Linked DNA regions of Homo sapiens: region 2 is linked to region 1. A link is an interaction called in ENCODE POLR2A ChIA-PET data of the cell type or tissue named here. Cell type or tissue: Caco-2. All regions are shown on one strand. Links, peaks and the distances in the headings refer to the core of each region. The heading gives the core; the rest is flanking DNA.

Evidence for each region. Peaks named below come from ENCODE experiments on the same cell type or tissue, not always from the same donor. Only the 100,000 strongest peaks of a DNase experiment are listed, where the experiment ranks them.
Region 2: POLR2A ChIA-PET joins it to region 1 with 5 read pairs; 2 of 35 experiments call an interaction of 5 or more read pairs at or near these places.

Annotation. Positions count from the first base shown.
Region 1 is chr11:76,278,729-76,292,067 of GRCh38, forward strand. LOC105369395 (a long non-coding RNA gene) reads left to right here and starts at 5,669. Exons shown (of 5, transcript XR_950333.3): 1 at 5,669-5,901. RefSeq lists enhancers at 12,536-13,331, 13,139-13,198. In Caco-2, for the core only: no CTCF peak of the experiment used is centred there; DNase peaks (open chromatin) are centred at 5,593 and 5,928.
Region 2 is chr11:75,900,327-75,905,326 of GRCh38, forward strand. All of the region lies in intron 5 of UVRAG (UV radiation resistance associated), which reads left to right. Among named protein-coding and RNA genes, the nearest start is that of UVRAG, 88 kb to the left of the region's middle. In Caco-2, for the core only: no CTCF peak of the experiment used is centred there; no DNase peak of the experiment used is centred there.

The DNA of each region.
Region 1 (13,339 bases), core at 3,198-8,197:
GCAGGTCTAGGGCTGAGGACAGTGTGTCCTCTCCACTCTAAGGACACTGGGAGTGGTGGCAGAGGAGGGGATGCCCTTTTGGGGGTGTGGAAGACCATGTCCCCCATCTCACTCGCCCAGCTGACTAAGGCCAGGCCCTTCAGGCAATAGGGACAGGAACAGGATTGGGGCACCCCAAACTGCTCCCCAAATCAACTTCCTTTTGTTAAAAAAATGGCAAAATCTTTCTGGTGTGGATTGACAAAAATTACAGAGCCATTTAGGACCAGACAGAGGTAGATTCCCAACCCGCCTCTTCCACATAATGCTGTGTAACTTGGGTGAGACACTCAACCTCTCTCTGTCTCCAATTCCTCAACTGTAAAATGGGGCTTATAGTCCCTCCTTCACAAGGGGGTGACAGGTGGGAGAGCTCCCTAACCAGAGCGGGTGCTCAGAAGATGCTGGGCCGCTGGGTCCTTCCCACCTTCTTTTGTTGATTCAATCCAACTACCTTGATGCCACCTAAAGTGGACTAGGCCCTGTCGTGGGCTGAGGACCCACATAGACCAGCGTCACTCCTGCTTTCAACCAGCTCAAGGGTCCCAGGAGAAGTCAATGCTGTGACCAAAATGTTGAGATGAGTGAAGACTTCACGCTGGAGGTGGAGGCAACTGGATGTTTTACCATGATTGTTGAAGTCAGATGATTCAGACACGGGGTTTATGACACTATTCTATATGATGTTGTAAGTTTTTCATGAATCACCTAAAATCATCTCAAATTCTATCTTCCATATGTAATAGTCTCAACAACCAGACGTCAGGAAGCATTGGAGGATCTGTCTAACTTTGCCTCCTCTGGACAAGGTCCAGTTTGTCCATGGAGCCCAGAGCAGGCCGTTCTCCAAAGTAGAACATTCCTTCCATGTCCAGCTTTGGAGAAATGTAGGGTCCTGGCCCCCACATTTCTGGTGATGCAGCCAGAGATGATAATGGTGTCCTTTGCAGCCTGCCGCTGTTGGCTCATGGCCACTCTCCCCTCTGCTCCTATCCTGGGTGGCCTGCAGGTGGGCTGAACCACAGGCGGCAAATATTTGCTGACCGAGGGAACGTATTGTCATTGAATACCACTCAGCAGGTGTCTGCATGTGAGGGGGTGAAACAGGGGGCAGTGGCTGGGGAAGGAATTGCCTGAAGCTTCACACCTGTGGGGAGGCCCAGACGGTGGGTGACCCAGCCCCAACCCTGGTCAAGTTCAAAGGCTGAGGGAGAAGACAGGGGCCAGATCGGATGCTTGAACAACAGGGCGCAAGAAGTAAAGATGTCATCAAAGGCTGAGGTGACAGCTCTGCAGTTGCGCTGAGCCAGAAAGAGCTGGGCACGAGAAGACAGGTCAGGTCCCCACAGCAGAGTGAGGGCAGGGCACCAGCAGCTCCTGGGGTAGCCCACATATTCAGAGACACCCCCTCGCAAGGAGAGGGCAGGGTTAAACATGAGTGGCCAGGTGGAGTGTGGCATATGAGCATCAGGACCCCATAGAGACCCAGATCTACCCTCGAATGTGTGCAGCCTCACAGGGCACTCCTGCAGGTGGAGATAGCAGTAACACCCCCTTGAGATGTTCAGGGCGGAGTTGATGATGGGCTGACACTGTGGGTGGGCGCTCGGTGGAGAGGGACTCGCCTGCCTCTAAATCAGGTCCAGCCCTCAGCTCCAGGGCTGCTCCTAGTGAAGCTGGCCCTGCCCACCACTTGTTAAAAAATATTCCGAATAATACTCAGCTGCATCTTGTCAAGCATCTGCTAGGTGTCCGACAGTTGCTAAGTGCTTCATAGGCCCTAACACGGGATCCTCACGAAACTGCATGGAATAAGTGCTACCACTTCCTCCCTTTCCAGGCAAGGACACTAAGGCTGGGGAGCTGAGGAGACTGCCTGAGTTGCGAAGCCAACATTCGACAGACGACTTCGGGGACCACCAGCCAGGCTGCAGGGCCCTGCTAGTCCTGCGGCCATTCCTTCCTGCAGCTTGCCACCTAGGCCACTCGGCTGGCCCAGAACCACCTGCTGCCTTCTGTTGTCCTTAGAACAGGGAACAGTGGGGTTCCTTAGAACAGACTCCTGGGGTGCCCACTGGTCCTGTGGGCAGAGAGAGACTCTGACCACTACCTTAGGTCTCCCATTCCCAGTAGGGAGAGACTTGGTGGCCTCATGCCCTGTGGAGAGATGAGGGCCTGGGTGGGGGGAGTGAGAATTCGGCCATTGTTGGGCAGGGGTCCTCAGAGCAGCCACGAGTCCAGAGCTCAGAGGGGAACTCACCCAGCTTGCCATGCCAGGGGCTGCCGAGGACCCCGGCCTCCTGCTCCCAGCCAGGTTCTGGCCACGTCGTGGAAGAAGGGGAGGCAGGGAGCAGGAACAGCCAGGTCTCCCCCGATGGGGCCAAGGCATTGGAACCTCCCTGCTCACTGTCTGGGGTGGGGGTTGAAGAAACAGCACAAGGGCCTGGAAACTTGGGACCTGTGGAGTGGTCTTGGGCAAGCCCCTTACCCTTTCAGAACCTCCGTTTCTGCCCAGTTGACCCACTGGCTGAAGTGTCCAGCGAGACAATGTGTGCGAGTGTCCTCGGTGGTCCCCTGCCTAAGCTTTCTACCACTGCTCTTGCTACATGACCTCAGGGCACCTGTGTGGCTGTCCTGGCTGGGCTCCAGGCGGGAGCGGAGCTGTGGTCTGCTCAGATAAGGAGCCCCCCGGCTCCCAAACAGGATGGTAGCAGCCCCACTGTGTGATTTTAGGAACCATCATAGCAGTCAGGCAAACCAGGAAAATAATACTAACCCGGCCAGCTCCTTCCTGCTGCCAGAAATCACAGACGGGAAAGTGCAGGGGCCATGGTGGGCGAGGGTGCTGGGGAAGCCAGGTGCCCTTGAGCCCGCCTGCCATGGGACTCTGTGGGATGTTTCTGGGCAAGGCTGGGCAGGGGGGCTGGTCTCAGCTACTTATGCCCACACCTCCCCTAGGTGGGGCCCTGGGGTGGGGGTAGGGGCACCAGTGCACCAGAGGAGGTTTCACCGGGCTGGACTGGGAAGGCCCTGTCCCTGCCTCCTTGTGACTCTGGAGGTCCCTGGCCCTCTCTGGATGCTGGGATTCCCATCTACATTAGGGGACTTCTTTCTGACTCCCTATGATCCTGATAGGGGCTGGGGGGTACCATCTGCAGGGCCCTGTGGCTGACACAGGCCCAGGGAAGGGTTGGGACTCTGTCTCAGGCACTCCCCACCTCCCCATCTCCCTGCAGCCTGCTTCTCCCATCCCTCATCTGGACTACCCACTTCCTCCCCCGGGCTCCCCACCTCCGAATCTGCCTCACTCATTCCAGGGGGATGCAGACATCACCCGCAAACAAACAGGGCTCCTCAGGGTGAATCTAGGCACCTAGGAAATGTTCGCTTTTGGGAGGAAAGTTCCAGGCAGAGAGAAAAACACACTGAACGCCTGAGGAGACCCGGCCCATTTGGGCACAAGGGTGGCCCATGGTATGGCTCAAAGACCAAGACGCGATGGGGACACAGCGATGGGAGTGGAGGCTGGATGGGGCATGTGGGGGACAGTGAGGGCGGTAAATGCCTGTGAGGCCTGTGCTGGGGAGGCTGCTGCACAGGACGCAGGTGCTTGAGGAAGAAGCTCTGCCCACAGTGTGGGAGGCACGGCACAGGGCCGAGGAAGAAGGCAGAGGGACCGGGGCGGCAGGCCTGGGGAGTGTGCTGGGGTCGGGGAGGACTCCAGAGCCTTGACAGAAGCATCAGGATGGCCCAGAAAAGGGGCACCCACCGTGTGGATAGGAGCCTGGCTGGGCTCCAGGGTCGCCCATCCCGGGGCAGGTGCAGGGAGGTGTCTGGTGTTCAGTGGCCTCAGAATGTGGGGCCTGGTGCAGCCTTGGGGTGTGGAAGGGCTTTCATGAACTGTGAGAAAGAAATTGCTGTTCTTTATATATGACCCAGTCTATGGTGTCCGTGACAGCAGCAGGAGACGGCCTCAGACAGTGTCGTAGACTGTGAGATGGAGGCAGGGGCTGTAAGCGTGCGTGTTCAGCACCCAGTGTAGCATAATTCCCAGGGAGCAGCTGGTCAGCTCTACCCTAAAACGGGCTCTGGGCCAGGGATGAGCAGCATTATCTGTGTCAGAGACCCCACTGTCCCCTGCTAGGGACACTAAGCAGGACCCTGGCAGATACCCCCAGGGGGTCACCCACTCTGAAGGCAGAGGCTGGACTCCTGTGCCCGGGCAGGACAGACCCTCCTCTGCCTCAGCACAGCCCTGACCTCAGCCTGGCCCCTGCTGCTGACTCTGCTGACTACCCTGGACGCAGAGGGGCTGGAGAGAAGGGCCTGGGGGAGGATATGAGGATATGTGTCCAGGGCCTGGGGTTTTCCTATAACTGCAGGTGGCTCATGAAATCCTCACAGCAGCTGTCAAAGGAGGCAGGAGAGGTGAAGTGGGGTCCCCAAGGGCATAATGCAGGAAGCCGCAGAGCGGACTTGACCCCAAAGCCCTCACACTTTTTCTTTCAGGGCTGCTGCCCCCAAAAGGAAGGTGAGAGGTGAGAATGAACTTACCATACCACGTGGCCTACCATGGAAGCCACAGGCTCTGCAGAGTTGCCAGCGCTTCTCAAGCCAATGAATTGTTAGTCTCAGGTGGGAGGGGAGGAGAAGGGGGAAGGGGAGGGAGGGATGGAGAGGGAGTGGAAGCGTGTGGGAACCCCTGCCTGGCTGCCTGGCACTCAGACACTGCTCCAGGGAGCCAATCCCACCCTTGTGAAGCTGATGGCGTCTTTGCCCTGAGTTGATTGGCCTCCCCCAGGGTCTGTGGGTCCCGGTGGGAAAGCTCGATAGGGTGCTGACAAAACACTGGGCTGGGTGCAGTGGCTCACACCTGGAATCCCAGCACTTTGGGAGGCCAAGGAAGAAAAATCACTTGAGCCCAGGAGTTCGAGACCAGCCTGGACAACATGGCAAGACCCCATCTCTGCAAAAAATTTAAAAAGCTAGCCGGGCATGGTGCTGTGTGTGCCTATGGTCTCAGCTACTTGGGAAGCTGAAGCGGGAGGACTGCTTGAGACTGGAAGATCGAGGCAGCAGTGAGCTGTGATGGCACCACTGCACTCCAGCCTGGGTGAGAGAGGGAGAGGAACCCTATCTCAAATAAACCCGCTGAATCAAGGGCACGTGTCGCTGACATTCTGAGGGGCTGTGGGTAATTCATGCCTCTCTGGCCTCAGCTTCCCAATCCATGCAATGGTATGATGATCACCACTAGGCCCATCCCACAGGCTGCTGCGGCCCGGCAAGCTCATGGCGGTGAAAGCATGCATGGCCTTCTCAGCCTCCTGCACAAGGAGGGTGTCAGGATCGGTCTCCTCCTGGGGGCAGGTGCTGAGTGTGCTTGGCACCCGTGGGATCTAGGGGAAAGGAGGCTGCTCCCTGTCTGGTCTGTGGTTTCATCTCAGCCACCTGCACCCCAGGGCCTTGCTCAGCCGAGCCCAGCCCTGTCCCTCCCTGCCCGGCCCTGTCTGTCCCAGGAGCCCCAGTTCCCTAGGCCCCCATTGTTCTCCCAACCCTTCACCCTGTGGCCCTCCCAGCCTGGAGCTCTGGAGACAATTCACATTCCATTCCGTGAATTCCACAGCCCCCACCCCTGCCCTCAGCCTCCTTCAAAGTGGCCGCTGGGGCTGGGGTCTGTCTTTGCAGAGGTGCCAGGCCACATGCCCTGCCCACCTCTACCAGCTATGCCGCCTCTGAAGTTCCTCCAGCGGCACTGAGGAGGGGCCCTGTGGTCGAGGGTGCAGTTAAACGAGGCCCGACCGGGTAGTTGAGCTCAGCTTGGCTGTACTTGTCTTCCTTGGACCTGCTGGGCACCCCCAGGTAAGTCACTGCACGCCTGGACCTCAGTATCCCCCTCTGTAAAGTGGGGCAGAGACAGCAGGGCAGGGTGAAGACAGCAGGGCGGGGCTGAGACACTAGGGTGGGGAGGAGACAGTAGGATGTGGCAGTCATGAGCATGGGCCTTGGAGTCAGACACCCCTGCTCCCACCTTTGACCTGAGCAGGTGGTCAGGCCTCTCCATGCCTTGGTTTGTATCCATCCAGTGGAGAGGACACCAGTACCTATCTCACAGAGGCTGTGGGCTTTAGATGGGTCCCACAGGTCCCCATCATGATGGACTGCATATGTGTCCTCCAAATTCCTATGTTGAATCCTTAACCCCCAGTGCGATGTTATTATGGGGCCACTCGGAGGTAATTAGGTCAGGAGGACGGAGCCCTTGTGATGGGTTAGTGCACTTATAAAAAGAGACTCCAGGGAGCTTGCTTCATCTCGCTCTGCTCTCCACCATGTGAGGATACAAGGAGAACACAGCCATCTGCAAACCAGGAGGCAGGTCCTCACCAGACACTGACCTGCCGGCACCTGGAGCTCAGACTTCGAGCCTCCAGAAGTGCTAGCTCGTTGTCTAAGTCACTCAGTCTATGGGGATCTGGTGTAGCAGCCTGAACAGACTAAGACACCACCAAGTTCAGGGCCCGGCCGAGGTGAGGCTCGAGGGGAACAGCTGTTTCTAAGGGGCCTTTCAAAAGCCCCCTCCCCAGTGTCACTTCCTGCTATTCTCTGCCCCGACACTGGTTCTCCATGTGGTGCTGCCATCTTGCCTTTCCTCATGCTGCCCCCTGCCTAGCAGGCTTCTCTCAGCTTGTCCAATCCTCACCTGCACGCACATGCCAAATGGGAAGGGCATCCATTTTCCCTAGGGATCTGCTGGGCCCCAGCTATGCTAATGTCTCCTACCTCCAATCTTCCCACCTCCTCATTCTCTCTGTGGAGCCTAGCGGGTGCCTAGCACTGTACGCCCACCACACTCTCTGGGACAGGAAACCCCTCCAGCACATCTCCTTGGCCAGGTTCCTGCCGGACAGAGACTTAATTTGCCTTATGATTCAGCTCCCCTCCTGAGCTCCTGCCCTGTGCCTGCCTGGCCTGTGAGCTGCCCTCAGGTGGTTCCCAGGCTGTTGGGGATGGCGGAAGGTGACACCCTCTGAAACACAGTGATCTGAGCATATAGGAGGCTGGGGTATCCAGGGAAGGGGACCTAACTCTGTGGGGAAATGGGCTAACCAAGGAAGGCTTCTCAGAGGAGGTGGCACTGAGCTGAATCTTGAAAGATGAGTAGGATTCATCAGATGGACAAGGGAGTGGGGGTTCCTGCCTCACAGTAGGAAAACATACACGAAGCCCCAAAGGCTGAATGAAGCCACCAGAAGGGCTGCAGAATGACACATCTAACCCTTCACTAGGAGGCAGCACAGGGTAGAAGGGCTGGAGAAGAGCACTGGATTGTAGAAGAGGCCAGATAGAGCCAGGCTTAGGCACAGGGGTGCTGCTAGAGACATGCAATTAGTTGGCATTGCAGCAGGGCTCTCCTGGCTGCTGGCAAGGATGGCTTGGAACGGGTGAGACTGGAAGCCCAGAGCCCAGGGAGGGGCAGGGGCCCTGGCCTGCACAGGAGCAAGGAGGTAATAAGGAGGCAAATTTTCAGGAGCTACTCAGGCTCTGCACCGAGCCCTTCTATACTCTCTGGCCATTTCTCCTGGGCAATCTTTATCTCTACCTCCCTGTATATCTCAGGCCTCTCTTTCCAGAGCCACAGGGGCCACCTGACATCTCACAGGCTCATCTACCTTCCAAGACCAGCTCATCACTTCTGGCACCCCTCTCTATAGTTGCCTCCCAAAGTCTCCCATCTTATACCCACGGCCCCCTGGGCATCAAGCTGGACATCTGGGAACAACCTTCAGCACCAAGTCCCCCCACCACTCATCTGGACTTGCAAAAGTCTCCTTACTGGTCTCGCTGTCATCCAGGAGCCATGGTGAATTACTTAAAAATTCTTTTCTTCAGCGAGGCGCAGTGGCTCATTCCTATAATCCCAGCACTTTGGGAGGCTGAGGTGAGCAGATCACCTGAGGTCAGGAGTACGAGACCAGCCTGGCCTACATGGTGAGACCCCGTCTCTACTAAAAATACAAAATTAACCAGGCGTGGTAGTGCATGCCTGTAATCCCAGCTACTAGGGAGGCTGAGGCTGGAGAATCACTTGAACCCAGGAGGCGGAGGTTGCAGTGAGCTGAGATTGGGCCATTGCACTCCAGCCTAGGCAACAAGAGTGAAACTGTCTCAAAAAAAAAAAAAAAAATCTTTTCTCCAGCCTTAGAGCAAGGCCAGGGCATGCTTGCCCATCACCCTGCTGCACAGCCCAGGCCCTGGCACAGAAAACTGCACACTTGGTCATGTCCGCTTCTCTTTTTCAAGGGTTTCTGACCCTACACAGAATGGCTGCCTCACCTCCCATCCTCTCTCCAGGCTCCTGCGCTCCAGCCACACTGGCCTTGAACCTGCTCCTTCTTGCCTCGGCCTCCACAAGCTTTTTCCTCTGCTTGGCATGCCCTCCCCTGGCTCCTCCTCTGACAAATTCGCTCTCTTCCACCCCTCCCTGCAGAGCCATCTCCATGGTGGCCATCTGTGAGGCTATGACCGTCTCCCACCAGGTTGTGAGTCCCATGAGGTCGAGGCGGCAGAAAGCAGCACCGCTCAGATCCCAGAGCAAGGCAAGCAGGGAGCCACGCCTGCCTCGGGCCTAAGCCCTTGCCCAGGGCTGTCTTCAGAGCTCCTCTCCACCTCCTGGGGCAGGGCGGAGGCTGCTCCTGGCGGGCCCAACACTGAGAACCATCAGGGACTAAGGCAGAACCAGAACACAGGGATTTGCTCTCCTGCCAGCCCAGGCCTGCAACCCCCTCCTGCCCCTCACCTTCTTAGAGTTCCCTGGGGCCTGAGAACCCAGCAGGGTTCCACCCACAGTGCCCCGAAGGGTCACTTCCCTGCCTGCTCCCCTGATGGCCTCCTATACCTATCAAGAGCTAACTCACACCTTACCCTCTTCTGAAGCTGTTGCTGCCCCTCAGGCAGGGCTGGTCACCAGCCTCAGGGCACCCTGTGTCATTAGCTCCCTACTAGTCAGCCTCCCACCCAACCCCCTACGCACACACCAGGTCTGGAGCCCCTTGGAGTCAGAGCCTGAGCCTGCTCCATCTCCATCTCTGTGTCTGCACTCCCAGCACGGGGACTTCAGTTGGGGTTGGTGTGGAACAGGGTGGAAGGTGGAAGGAAGGATGGATGAATAGCAGAATCGAAGGGATACTCTGATCTCCAAACAGCCCCAGCCAGTTCTCCTCCCCCTCTGGTACCTCCTGCTCCACCTCCTGGGCAGGAGAGCAGCAGACCTAGCCCTCCCATTGCCAGTCCTGATTTGTAGGGTCTCTGAGGTGGTGAAAGGAGTCTAGGCCCCTTTCCCCTTCCTGCTTGGCCCACGTGCACCTCCTGGAGTCTCAGCGCCAGAGAAACCCCCTCTGGAGGGAGGCATCTCTCAGCAATGTCAGGGAAGGGACACGGTCAGCTCGTTTGTCAGCCCTGCTGGTCAACACCTGCCCGCCTCACAGGGAGGGGCTGGCGCTGGCCTCCCCTCCGGGGCCTGTTTCCCTTGGAGCCCTTTCCCAGAGCTGTCTAGAGCTCCCCACGAGCAAGCCCTGCTCATTTCCTTCTGAAAATACAAACCACTTCCTGCCTTCGCAGAGAACTGCTCCGGTGAAATGGGCCATGGTCTCGGAGTCGTCTATGCACCACCCCCCACGACCCAGCTGGTCAGAGCTGTGCCCCCGCCTCCCCGACCACACAGTCAGCCCATCCACAGGCTCCGTCCAAGTCCTCCTGCCTATCCAGCCCTGCACAAAGGAGCGGGGCAGGAGCAGGGTGTTCTTTGATTCCACAGACCTCCAGCGACATCTCCTCTGTGCCAGGACCTCAGCTGGCCACAGGGGAACCAAGTCAGCATGCCCTAGCACTGCCTATGGCTCTGCCAGCCTGGACACTGTCATCCCACATCCGGGTTTGCATTCTGACTCGGCCACTCTCAAGGCCATTTGGCCCCAGCAAATGCCTGGACCTAGGCCCCAGGTGCAGAGAGAACAGGGCTACGGGAGGAGCAGAGGAAGTAAGGTGTTTCTCACTGCAAAGCCCTCAACAAATCTTAGATAATAAGCAGGTGGCAAGGCTACAAATGCTTGGGGCTCAGCGAGCAGTTCACTCTGGAAGGGGTGAAGAGCTTCACAAACCATGATGTGGAGAACAAGAGCCTGCAGCCCCTGGAGACCAGGACCTCGAGGTCTGCCCCCCACAACCTCTGCCCAGGATCCCAGTGTACAGAAGGGGACACTGAGGTCCAGAGCGGAGCATGACCTGTCTCAGGTCCCACACTGAATCATGGCAGTGCCTGGGGTGGAAGGGACCATCAAAGCCAGGTTCACTGCAGGTGCCCTCACAACCCTAGACAAAGGGGAAGAGGAGGCAGGAAGGGGAGGCTATGGAGAGGATGGGGGCCAGGGGAGGCACAGGGGTGAAGCCTGGGGCAGGGATGAGGGGGCAGCAGGTGAACAGATGTGCGATGCACACACACAGCTGATGACCCCTGGATGCCCCCAGGCCCTGCAGACTCCCCATGCCCATCCATCCTCAAACCCGCTCTCCCTGGGTTCTCTCAGAAATGGCACTTCCAGAAGCCCAGCCAGACGGTGGGCATCCCCTGAATGACCCGCCTTCCCCTCCCTCCCCACAGTGAACTTGTCTACACCTCATGAAAACCTCTCCACGGTGACGATGTGAAGCACCTGGAGCTCACACAATGCTGGGCGAGTATAACTGAGTACAAATACTTTGGAACACTGTGTCACACATAAAGCTGAACATCTCCTATGAACCAGCAATCTACTCTTAGGGACATATCCAGTGGTGTGCTGGTAAATGTATAACAACCAGCTCTCAAAAAAAAAAAATAAATAAATAAAAAGCTGGGCGAGGTGGCTCACGCCTGTAATCCCAGCACTTTGGGAGGCCGAGGCAGCTGGATCACCTGAGGCCAGGAGTTCGAGACCAGCCTGGCCAACATGGTGAAACCCAGTCTCTACTAAAAATACAAAAATTAGCCAGTCATGGTGGCGGGCACCTGTAGTCCCAGCTACTCAGGGGGCTGAGGCAGGAGAATCATCTTTTTTTTTTTTTTTTTGAGACAGCGTCTTGCTCTGTTGCCCAGGCTGGAGTGCAGTGGCGCGATCTCAGCTCACTGCAAGCTCCGCCACCCGGGTTTATGCCATTCTCCTGAAGAATCATTTAAACATGCAAGGCGGAGGTTGCAGTGAGCCGAGATAGGATCATTGCACTCCAGCCTGGGCCACAGAGTGAGAATTCCTTAAAAAAAAAAAAAAAAAAAAAAGGAAGAAAGAAAGGAAAAGTCCTGATTTGTAACATTTGCCAAATTCTATGGTGTCAATAATCCCACTGTGGCCTATTTGAAACTACCAATGCAATGCCCCGGAACGCAGAGTTGGGAAGAGATGCATGTAATGGACTCTTTTTTTGAGACAGGGTCTCCCTCTATCACCCAGGCTGGAGTGCAGTGGTGCAATTTCGGCTCACTACAACCTCCGCCTCCCGGGTTCAGTCGATTCTTCTGCCTCAGCCTCCGGAGTAGCTGGGATTATAAGCGCCTGCTACCACACCCAGCAAATTTTTGTATTTTTAGTAGAGACAGGGTTTCACCATGTTGGCCAGGCTGGTCTCGAACTCCTGACTTCAAAGTGATCTGCCTGCCTTGGCCTCCCAAAGTGCTGGGATTATAGGCGTGAGCCACCGTGCCCCGTCACATGTCATGGACTCTTGCAAGCTGGCTCCGGCACATCACTGAATGTATCCCGCACACTTGTGTACAAATGCACCCCCATAGACAGGTTCTGGCATGCTCATAGCAGCACTGTTCCTAAAGCTCCAACCCAGACACTACCCAAATGCCCACCAACAGTAGAAAGGGAAAATCAATTGTGATCCCTTCACACAACAGAATGCAATACAGCAATGAGAGTGGCCAGCCACTGCTACTACATGCAGCCCCATGGAGGACTCTCACAGATACAACTCTGAACGAAAGAGGCCAGGCGTGAACAGCACAGGTGGAACTGAGGAGTCCCAACCCAGGGCAGGAAGGGCACAAGAACATCGTCCTGTTTGTGGACTCACCTGGTAGTTACCCGGATGTGTTCACTTTTGATAATTTATTAAGGAATATTTTTATGATTGGTGCACTTTCCTGTATGCATGTTATATTTCAAAAACAAGTTTTCATGAAAAAAAAAAAAAGCAAACAAATACAAATGCTGTCTGCTGTCCCCTCCTGTCCTCCCATGCCCTTGCCCTGTGCAGGCCAGCACCGCCTCCCCCTGGATGGCTGCCCTGGCCTTCCTCTCATGTGCTCACCTCCCCATACCTCCCACTCCCACTCCAAATTATAGTCGCCAGGCTTAGCAATAAAAGTACACAAATGCCAAAAAAGTTATTCACTGTTTATCTGAAATTCACATTTGACTGAGGGTCCTATGTTTGACCTGACAACTCTACTCCTGATGCGTGTTCAACCCCCGCCTCCTGAGAGGTCTTCCTCAAAGGCAAATTGGGCCATGTCCCTCCCCTTCCCCTGCTCCCCTCTGGCCTAGGACTCACCAAACTCCTTAGTATGATTTTTAAGACTCTCCATTTCCAGCCCCCTCCAGTGTTTTCCAGTCCCACACTCTAACTACACCAAACTTCTCATGCATTCATTCCTTCAAAAGATGTTTGCTGAGTGCTCGCTGTGTGCCAGGCCCTCTTCCCAGCCACACCGTTCCCTCTAGAGGACTGTCACTCTGCAGGTGCTGTTTTCCCTGCCTGCCTTCGGTGCCTTCCATAGCTGGGCACCCTGATGAACTCATCTTCAGAATGCAGGTCAGGCCTCCGCCTCCCCCAGGGCACACCCCCACCCTCCTGACCTCGGTCTATGTTAGGGGCCCCTCCCTGGGGCTCCTCTTTGTCCCAGCTCTGAGCACACCGCTTTGTCATTGTCATTGCCTGTGTCCACACCTGTCTCCCCACCAGACTGTGACTTCATCCTGGACGAAGGCCAGGTCTGACTCATCTCGGGGTCCCCAGCCCCGGCCCAGGGCCTACAGAGAAGCTGGCACCAGGAAAGGTGCGTGGAGTGTGTGGGAGAATCAGTGATAAATGATCACAGGGAGCAGAGTCCTGGAGTTTTCAAGACGGTTCTGATTTCGGTTTCTGTCCAGTTGCTCCCATAAGAAGCCAGCTGTGGCCAGACCACATGTCTCACCTGCTGGCTTAGAAAGCACAGTCTCCATCTACAGGAGAGGCATGGGACCTGGGGTGGTGGTGT
Region 2 (5,000 bases), core at 1-5,000, 380 kb before region 1:
AAGTTAATTTCTGTTTCAACTGTTGTACAAAGCTGGGAATCTTCCCTCATTCTCTTTTTTTCTCTCTCCACGAATGCTAGTTAACATGCTGTCACTGTTGCCTTCTCTTCTTTCTCTCTGCTTTCACCGTTATAGTAATTTGGCCATACATCCTTTCTTCCTATTAGGGTGTATGCTCCTTTAGGGCTGAGGTTATGCCTTACTCAGCTTTAAAGTCTCAGACTTTGCTTACTGAATATTTTTCCATGAGTGAATGAAGTCTACTAGGATCACGTTGTTCCCATCTCTGTTTTAAGGTAGACTTTTTGCTTAAGGGACGGCTACTTCAGCAGGGTTACTTTCAGTCCTCATGTCATGGAGTAGCATTGAAGGCACTTAGTCCACTTCATACTTGGAGTGTGTGCCTGTGATTGTGATTATTTTCTGAGAATATTTGAAGTATGAACAAAAACATCTTCATCTCTGTTGATTTAAATTTAAAATAATTAATTTTAATTTCAGGATCTGTATATCTTTGCTTAATGACACTATTCTTATTTCTCAGTGCTTCTCACTGTTTTAAAGGAGAGGAAAAACATCCTCTGTTGTCTCAAACACTGGGCCAAATCTGAGGGGATGTACTCATTCAGCTCAGGTTAATTGTCTAAGAAGAGGTCTCACCTTTCCTCCTTAACTACTCAGTATCTGGGCTTCGTCAGATCTCAGAGCCAGGGGTGTCTAAGGCTTGATGATGCTTAACAGAGATACGTACACAGTTTTATTCGGCTTAAACTTGGCTGATGCCTAGAAGTGTTATTAATGTCCAAATGAACATATACACCTAGGAACACAGGCTGTCTACTGATTCATTAGGTAGCTGTAGTCATACAAACAAACACTGTATTTTTAAAAAAGTATACTCATTGCATCTGAAAATGTGCTCAAGTAGTAGGATGAGCCATTGTTTTTTTTTCCCTTGCCCATCAAGATTTCTTATTTTACCTAGGTTAAGTAGAAGACGACTATTTTCAAAGCTCACTTATGGTTTTATGAATAAATATAGAACACTGGCAAGTCCTGCTGGGGAGAGATTTCCTCCCAGATAAACACCTCCAGTCTAGATTTCCATGTATCTAAACATGTGTCAAATTTGCCTGGATGTTTCAGAGATACATATGCTCTCCATAGCCCAAACTGAGCTCAGTTCCCTTCCCCTCTCACAACACTTCCTCCTGCTGTGTTTCTTAGTGAAGTGAATGGTACCACAATCCATCTACTTTCTCAAGTCAGAACATAGAGTTGTCCTGAGTCCCTTCTTCTGTGTTTCCATCACTACTGATGGTGGCTGCTACTTTTTTCCTGGTTCTTGACATTATAGTCAGATTTATTTTTCTAAAATGATCATATTCTTCCTTTATTCAAATCTTGTCAGCAGTGTTTGCCCTCAATAATTAATGACTTATGAGGTCTTGCTATTCCTTATTTCTAAACACTCCATCCTTAACACTTTCTCAGGCTAAGATTTGTTCACGTCAGTTTTAGCTAAGGCCTCATTTCTATAGGAAGGTTTTTCTGTGATATACCTCTTAAGTCCAGTGTGGATAGATCCCTTTTATATGCTTCCGTAGCACCTTGTATTACATTTCCCTCTTCACTGACCCTTATCCTATTATATTCTGATTGCCCGTTTGCTTACCTCTCTTACCTGCTACACTGTAAACTGTGTGAGGGCAAGGACAGTGTCTGTTTTCACCTGTTGATCCCTAGTGCTTAGCACTGTGTCTGGCATGTAATAATAATCCAGTACATTCTTGTCAAATGAGTGAATGAAGCTTCTGTAGCAGCAGATCATTAGAAATTCTATTGGAATACACCACTTGGTTGTCATCAGTAGTATAGCTCAGCAGTCCCCAACCTTTTTGGCACCAGGGATCGGTTTTGTGGAAGACAAGTTTTTCCAGGGACGGGAGTGGGGACGGTTTCAGGATGAAACTGTTCCACCTCAGATGATCAGGCATTAGTTAGATTTTCATAAGGAACGCACAACCTAGATCCCTTGCATGTATAGTTTACAGTAGGGTTCGAGCTCCCATGAAAATCTAATGCCCACGCTGATCTGACAGGAGGGGGAGCTCAGGTGGTGATGCTTGCCCTGGGGGTTGGGAACCCCTGATATAGCTTGTTACTCAAAATTGTAATTCTCTGTCTTAGTGGTTTCTGACATTTCTGCATAGATGCCTGCCAAATTATTATACTTTAAATGGAGCTCTTCATTTTTTCTCTCCAAGGTTGCTTTCTCTTCCAGTTTTCCATGTCTTTATTAACTATTTTTTCATTTATCCTGGCCTCAAATTTTATAGTTAAGTGTTGATTTTTTTTAATTTTATCCATTCTATTCAGTCAGCCACTAGACTCTTTTGAGTTCTTCTTTGAAGTAGTTCTGGTATCTGTGGCTACTTTTCCCTCTCCATTGACATAATCCAAGCTCAGATCAACATTCCCAAAGGGCTGGGTCACTGCAGTAGTTTCCTGGCGGACCTATAGACTCTAGTCTCTTTGTATCCACTCTGTCTTACTGCTGCCTGATTAATCTTGCTAAAGGATGCTTTCGTTTTTTATTCCTTTGCTTAAAGATTGTATGGAGTAAATTCTTATTGTCTGCTAGATGTGTCCAACTCTCTGGTCTGATTGCTTTCTCTCCATCAGCCCAAATTCAGTCAGTTGTATAGTACTTTGGGTTCTGTCTCCGCTTTTTATCTCTCTTCTTCCTTCTCCTCCTCCTCCCCACCTTCCTCCTCCTCCTCTCTCTTTTTCTGTTTCTGTTGTTTTTTATTACCATTGCCACTGATGGATTTTGAACCCTCATTATGTCTAATATGTATGGATTTTTATAGTAGCCTCCTATCGGGTAGTTGGACAGTCTTCCTCCAATTTATGAGGTTTGTTAATACCAGAGTAACCTTCCTTAAATGTAGCTCTGATTATAACCCTAAACTGTTAGAAACCTTCCATGAGTTCTTACTGCCCATAGGTTGTCTTTACATTTTAGCATGGTATTCAAGACTTGCTGTGTTCTGGCCCTCCTTACTTACTTATTCAGCTGTATCTCCCACTACTTCCCTCTCCAGGGATCCAAATAATTTCCACGTCACTGAAGCTAAACGAATTGGACTACTATTTAATTTTCTCTGAATGCAGCTTGTGTTTTCCTGCTGTCATGCTTTGGCTAAAGGTGTTCAGTCTGTGTGGGACTTTCCTTCACTGCCATTCAGCTTTTCAGTACTACTTAATCCATCCCAAATACTGCCACCCCTGCAGTCTTTGATGTTCCTGCTCTACCAGATGGAATCTTTACTGCAGCAGAACTCCTGTAGCTTTTTAAAAAGCCTTTCTTATGGCACTCTTGCATTATTTGATTCACTTGGAACCTTCACTGGGTTGTGTTCTCTATGAGGACAGTAGTAATAATTGCCTAACACCATCTATGTACTCGGTGTTCAGTAAACACTGAAAGGAATAAGTATATGTATAATGCTATTTGCTTCCTAATCAGTTATCCTACTAACTGCGTTATTTCTGTATACATTTTGTAGTTTTAATGAAGTTAAGGACAGTCTTGTGTTGTTGCAGCTAAAAACTCTCAAAATATATAGTAACATGTTTTAAAACGTGACTCATCCAATGAACTAGTACAGGGATAAGCAAACTGTAGTCCAGCACATATTTTTGTATAGCTTGCGACTAAGAATGATTTTACATTTTTAAAGAATTTTAAAGAAAAAATAAGACTATGTGACAGAAATGACATGTGGCCTGCAAAGCCTAAAACATTTACTATGTGGCCCTTTATGGAAAAAGTTTGCTGACCACTCATCTAGAAATACACCTGACTTGCCTGGAATTACTCCTGCTCATTGGATATGTTAAATTATCTATTTCCCTGAGCAGTTTAATAGGCACTCACCCAGACTTGTTACTATTCTGTTCCTTGAAGAATTGTTAGGCCTGACTTCAGAAGAATTTTGAGTGACATGTAAATCTCTTCTGGGCTCTTTGGCACTTGGCAGTATCTCACACAGATAACCAGATACAAATGAGCCGTTTCTTTCCATTATAATCCTTCATCAGAAGTCTGTTGGGATCGAACATCTGGTGAAGTTAGATGTCATTCAGAACAAGGCTCTTAGCATATTTCAAGAATGTTAATTGCTAAGTGATGGCTGAAACAGGAGGGCTTAATAATGTCCTTAAATTGCCTTAAATGTACATGGACTCAGAATTTTTAGAATTGGAAAAGGTCCTAGAGATCATCAAGTATAGCCTGGTTCTTAAGAACACGGGCTGTGGAGCCAGACTGCATGGCTCTTCTCTTTAATCCTCTTTGTGTCTCAGTTTCCACACCTTTAAAGTGGGGATATTAATAGCACCTGTTTCACAGGGGTTTGTGAGTATTAAATGTGTTAACATTTAACATATTAACAGCTAACGTTGACATGTAAAATACAATACTGCCTGCCACACTGTAAATGCATGTAAACATTACTTTTTATATTGCTGTTATTTTTTATTACTGTTTTTATTAGTAGTAGTTGCATCTCATTTTATAATTAAAGAAACTGAGGCCTAGGAGAGTTAAATTATTTTCCTTACTTATGCGATAGGCAGAGTAGATTAAAACCCAGGATTCTAGCTTTCAGTTGAATGTTCTTTCCCTGTTATAAAGTGTGGCTTTTAGTTGTATGTCGGTGGGTGTGGATAAATTTTTTATAGTAAGAAAAAATATTTGGCAGCTTTTTCCGTAAAATAAGAAAAGCTAAGTAGAACATCATTAATTATTTCTCCTGAGAATCTTAAATCTACTTCTCAAGTCTTCTATTATTTGGATTTTGTTGCTGATTTATAAGACTGTCTCCTCTGTCCTTTTTCTCCTCATCTCCTCTTAAAATGTATTGATTATTTCTTAGCATCCATTTTTTAAAATTGAAGTGAAATTAATGTAACATAAATTAACTGTTTTGAAG